2 separate regions of the Homo sapiens genome follow, and region 2 is linked to region 1. A link is a loop called in an ENCODE intact Hi-C map of the cell type or tissue named here. Cell type or tissue: dorsolateral prefrontal cortex. All regions are shown on one strand. Each heading gives the region's core, and the rest is flanking DNA. Links, peaks and the distances in the headings are about the cores only.

Region 1 (2,924 bases), core at 201-2,700:
TCATGCTCCGAGCCTGGCCCACCCTGTTGTGAAGTGACAAGCTGGGTCCTGCAGATACCCCTGGCCTCAAAGAGGCTAACTTTTGATGACTAAACTCAAAAGAGACAAAAAAAAAAAAAAAAGAAAGAAAGTAAACCACAGCATATGTATATTAATTTGCAACTCAATTTGGCAAATATATTTGAGTTCCTACTGTGTGCCAGGCACTGTGATAGGCACTGGGGAGATAATGATGAATGAAACCCATCTGGTCACTGCCTTGTGGAACTTACAGTAGGAGGGAGAGGTAATTAAACAGGTAGTCACTAGACAGTGTAATTAGCATAAGTACCATGAAAAGAAAAACAACAAGGTGTTGTTGAGAACTTGCTCCAGACGTCGGGGGCAGAGTAGGCTTTATAGAGAAAGTTAAAGCTAAGCAGGGGGTCCGAAAAACTAACAAAATTGTCAGGTGAAAAGCAGCAGCTTGGAAGTGGCAGTGGGGTGCAAAGAAAGAAGATGGGTGCTCCAGGCAAAAAGAAGGGCAGTCAGAGGTAAGAGAGGTCTTGATGCCATTGAGTATCTAATAAAAGGTTAAATATGGAAGGACCCAGGAGGAAGAGTTCAGAAATGGGGACAAGCGTAGCTGCCGAGGTTGGCAAGGGCTCTATAAGGCGTGTGCAGGAGTTTAAACTGCATCTTTTTGATAAACCAGTGGGTTACCCAAAGTCGGTCAAATCAGCACATTGTCTACAGGAAGGAAAATGATGTGACTAATAGATTTACCGGAAGGTTATTTGATAAATGTGGAATCAGGACAAAGAATATACACTTCACACTGCAAGTTTTCTTTCTGCCTTGACTCTGACCCACTTATAATGCCACATTTTCCTGGTTCCTAAACCCAGCGGAGGACGTTGTTCTCTGGGGGTTTTTGCAAATAATGCACTTCATTCAGCCTTGAGGAGCTGAATCAATAAACACTAACTTGGGATGGTAACTGGAGAGGAAAATGGAAGAATCTCATGCTTGCTGCTTCCCTCCAAGAAACTGCAAAACATTATTGAACAGGTTTTTGGCTATATTCAGTGAAAAATTCTTCTGCTGAGAAATACAAACTCTTTCACCATAATAAATACTGTTTTGATAACAAAACTGTACTTTTCTCAAATACCCAGATGGAAGACCATATGCAAAATAAACTCTAAGGAATTTTTTTATTGGCCATCTGCTAAAATTGGAAAGGCTGCATCCGCCTCGACTCTTCACAAAAATTTTCACTGAGAATCCCACTCGCTTCCGCCTGGTGCCACCTGCTGATCACATTTGAGTACCGGTTTTGCAAATGAAGAGCAGGGTAACATGGGTCTCCCTCTTTCTTTAATGAAATAAACTTAATCCTAATTAATGTAAGAAATAACCTACAAAGTGTCAGGTTTTCCGTTGTTTTACAGAAACTCACACTTCTTCCTGTTGTTGCCAGGAACCACAAAGCAAAGCCCCTGCATGCACACACCTCTGAGACCTCACTTCTGAGGCACTGTCAGGACATTGTTTTACCCTCAGGATTAAGTGCACTACCTCTAATAAAGCCCCGTGTTTGGCTTTCACCCGTCAAAAACGTCAATGCATTATATTCTTTAGTATGTCAATTCCACTTTGAGATATCTATCCAAAGGAGATGCTGGCACAGGTGTATAAAGATACCTGTGCGAGGATATTCCCTTCAGCATCATTTGTTGAACCAAAAAATATGAGAATATCTCAATGTTCATCAACAACAGGGTGAGGCTTTTTTTTTTTTTTTTTGAGACCCACATTACCCAGACTGGAGTGCAGAGGTGCGATCTTGGCTCACTGCAACCTCCGTCTTCCTGTTTCAAACAATTCTCCTGCCTCAGCCTCCCGAGTAGCTGGGATTACAGGCACCCACCACCATGCCCAGCTAATTTTTGTATTTTTAGTAGAGAAGGGGTTTCACCATGTTGGCTAGGCTGGTCTCGAACTCCTGACCTTGTGATCTGCCTGTCTTGGCCTTCCAAAGTGCTGGGATTACAGGCGTGAGCCACCGTGCCCAGCCAACAGGGTAAGGATTTTTAAAGTCATAATGCATCTATGCAGCACTGGCATGGCGAGATGTCCTACGCACATTCAATGGGAGAAAATGAAGGCTAAAGAAAAGAATGGATAGAATAATCCCATGTTTTTAAAGAAAAAAGAAGCCTTTTTAAAGAAAAAACAGCTCTGTGTGTTATAGCTATATTTGTTTATACACAGGAAAAGGTTGAAAGGATACACACTAAACAAAAGCAATTTCTGAAGAATGGGGACTTTTTTCTACTTTTTACTTTCACATGCCTATACTAATTGAATTTTTACTATCAATGCATTGTATTAAAACAAAGGAGCTACTAAAATAATAATGCCACTTTTTTTTTTTTTTTTTTTTTGAGACAGAGTCTTGCACTGTTGCCCAGGCTGGAGTGCAGTGGCTCAATCTCCACTCACTGCAAGCTCTACCTCCTGGGTTCACGTCATTCTTCTGCCTCAGCCTCCCGAGTAGCTGGGACTACAGGCGCCCGCCACCACGCCTGGCTAATTTTTTGTACTTTTAGTAGAGACGAGGTTTCACCGTGTTAGCTAGGGTGGTCTCAATCTCCTGACTTCATGATCTGCCCGCCTCGGCCTCCCAAAGTGCTGGGATTACAGGCATGAGCCACCGCGCCCGGCCAGTAATAATGCCATATTCTTAAAAAATCAGGTTTGCAGCTAATAAAGTGTTTCATCATCACATGCGATGAAATGTGATGCTTTGCTTCAGAAGCAGGAGACATGGCATTCATTGCATTTCATCATCACAGACTCACTGGATGCTCACTTGCTCTAAGGCTAGGATCACTTTCATATTCAAGAGATGAAGAAATGGGACTGAGTCGAGGAGAGGG
Region 2 (2,924 bases), core at 290-2,789, 65 kb after region 1:
GTAGGACTATAAATGTTTTAAAAATATTTTTTCCAAATTTTTAAGCAATGTACAAGGATTATTTATATAAGTGAGAAATGTGCTTTTTAAATAAAACCAACGTCCAGGCTCAAAGCCCAGTCCTGCACTGAAGGACTTATGTAAACACTAACTGTGATGTTCTTATTTCTAAAGGGGCCAGGAACTCACGCTCTCTTCAGAGGAGCAATACGGTCCACTAGAACAAGACCTGGCCTACAAGCCAGGAGAGCCAGCCTCTAGATCTAAGCTGTGTGTCTCTTAACACCTCTGAAGAGTGGAAGAGTTGAAAGAGAACAAACACTGATTGCGTACTGACTTTGCCATACATGTTACCTATATGATTAACATGGAATAACCCCCTAAGTACCATGATGCCCCATGTGACAGAACTAATATGTGGTGGGGATTCAAACCCAAATCTATAGATGCAGGGACATCTGTACAACAGAAATAATGAAATCTACCATACTTACTGCACAAAGCCAAAGTCATGTTAGATAAATCTATGTGAAAGTTTCATATAAAATATCCAGTTCCATGGATATGTAAAACTCTAAGCCTCTCCACACAATCTCTTAATTCACTGGGTATTTCACAGCACCTGAAGGCAGAATTCTGTGTTTCTTCTGCCTTCTTGAGCTAACAAGTCAAAAGTAATTAAGGACTGTTTTTAGTGAATGAGAAGAAGAAATTTTTTAATTGTAATGTGGATCATGCAAGGCAAATGATTATTTGGTAGACATTTAAATAACCAACAGGGGGAAATATTTACAATGCATATGAGATAAAAAGTAACCATAATATTTACAAACCAATGAGAAAAAACATAAACAAAACAATCCAAAAGATAAAATGAACAAAAAATAGATTCAGTCATTTCACAGATGAAGCAAGACAAATGACAAATTAACTTATGCAAAAAGTTTAACCTTGTTGACAATCAGAGAAATGTAAATTAAAAGAACACATTTTTACCTGTCAGTCTGGCAAAGATACACAAGATGAATAGTATACAGTATTGGAGCAGATATGCAAAAACAGGCAGTCTCAAACCCTGCTGAGGGCAATTTGATAGTAACAATCAAAATATAAAGTACATATGCCCTTTCACCCAACAATCCTAGGAATTTATTCTACAGAAGTATTTGCACAAATACACACTTAAAATGTCTGAAAAGGCCAGGTGCAGTGGCTCACGCCTGTAATCCCAACACTTTGGGAGGCCAAGGGAGGCAGATCACTTGAGGTCAGGAGTTCAAGACCAGCTTAGCCAACATGGTGAAACCCCGTCTCTACTGAAAATACAAAACAGCTAGACATAGTGGCACACACCTGTAATCCCAGCTACTCTGGAGGCTGAGGCACGAGAATTGCTTGAACCTGGGAGGCGGAAGATGCAGTGAGCCAACATAGTGCCATTGCACTCCGGCCTAGGTGACAGAGCGAGACTCTGTCTCAAAAAAAAAAAAAAAAAAAAGAATCTGAAGAGTGATGTTTATTGCCCCACTCTTTGTAATAGCAAAGAAAACACATAGAAACAACATCCGTCAATAAATTATGGTATATAAAATGGACTATTAGGTTGTTAAAATGAAATGAATCTATATATATTAACAGAGAAAGATGTATATGAGGTACTGCTAAAACAGCAGTTGCCAAACACTATCTACGTGGTATAACTGCAGCATTTTAAAAAATGAAATATCTGCTGGGTACAGTGGCTCACACCTGTAATCTCAGCACTTTGGGAGGCTGAGGCGGGAGAATCACTTGAGCCCAGGAGACTAGCTTGGGCAACATAGCACAATGCTGTCTCTACAAAAAAATATAAAAAATTAGCTGGGCATGGTGTGCACCTGTAGTCCCAGCTCCTGGGGGGCGAGGGTTGCTGAGGTGGGAGGATGGTTTGAGCCCAGGAGGTGGAGGCTGCAGTGAGCCGAGATTGCGCCACTATACTCCAACCTGGGCGACAGAGCAAGACCCTCTCTAGAAAGAAAAAATAAAATATGTGTATATTTATATTTATATACAGTATATATTTGTATCTCTACATATGATATCATGATGGTAATTAGCACAGTTTACCAAATAGCCTGATTCTCCTCTTTACACCCTCATGGTGGGACTGCGCATCCCCCATCCCTCTGAGGTTAGCCATGACCATGTAACCTGCTTCAGCGAATCAAATCTGAGCTGAAGTGATGCATCACTTCTGGGTAGACGTTTTAAAAACCAGTGCAAATTCACCACCACATGCTCTTTCCCTCCCTCAGTGACTCATGAAAGCAGGTGTCACAATGGGAGACCACGATCTCAATAACCAAGATGATGAGAGACCCCTGCTCCCCAACCCCACCAGCCCACATTGAACCCAAAGCATGGGCAAGAAATAAACTTTGGTTGTATTAAGCCACTGCTATTTTATGGTTCTTACCATAGCACAATTTAGCCATCCTGATATGTACAAGAATAAGAAAAAAATCTGGGCCAGGCACGGTGGCTCACACCTGTAATTCCAGCACTTTGAGAGGACAAGGAATGCAGATCACAAGGTCAGTAGTTCGAGACCAGCCTGGCTAACATGGTGAAACCCCGTCTCTACTAAAAATACAAAAATTAGCCAGGTGTGGTGGCATGCACCTATACTCCCAGCTACTTGGGAGGCTGAGGCAGGAGAATTGCTTGAACCCGGGAGGCAGAGGTTGCAGTGAGCCAAGATTGCATCACTGCACTCCAGCCTGGCTGACAGAGCAAGACTCTATCTCGAAAAAAAAGAAAGAAGTCTGTAAAGATACATATCAAATTGGGATTCTGGTGTCACCTCTCAGAAGTGGAATTAGAGGGGAGGATGGAAAGGGAGGGGGATGGGGTAGGTGGTTTGTTTCAGTTTTTATTTTATATGC

The links. Hi-C counts contacts between places; a loop is a spot of excess contacts. Peaks named below come from ENCODE experiments on the same cell type or tissue, not always from the same donor. Only the 100,000 strongest peaks of a DNase experiment are listed, where the experiment ranks them.
Region 2: a loop joins it to region 1, with 3 times the contacts of the local background. A loop is called at or near these places in 5 of 110 quality-filtered maps.

The regions. Positions count from the first base shown.
Region 1 is chr9:122,015,702-122,018,625 of GRCh38, forward strand. The region is part of intron 3 of TTLL11 (tubulin tyrosine ligase like 11); the gene reads right to left. Among named protein-coding and RNA genes, the nearest start is that of TTLL11, 76 kb to the right of the region's middle. In dorsolateral prefrontal cortex, for the core only: CTCF peaks have their summits at 1,313 (motif pointing left) and 1,512; a DNase peak (open chromatin) is centred at 1,270; H3K27ac peaks cover 903 bases.
Region 2 is chr9:122,081,024-122,083,947 of GRCh38, forward strand. All of the region lies in intron 1 of TTLL11 (tubulin tyrosine ligase like 11), which reads right to left. It overlaps LOC124902262 (a long non-coding RNA gene), which reads left to right and starts at 2,365. Exons shown (of 3, transcript XR_007061755.1): 1 at 2,365-2,573. In dorsolateral prefrontal cortex, for the core only: no CTCF peak of the experiment used is centred there; no DNase peak of the experiment used is centred there; H3K4me3 peaks cover 197 bases; H3K27ac peaks cover 2,500 bases.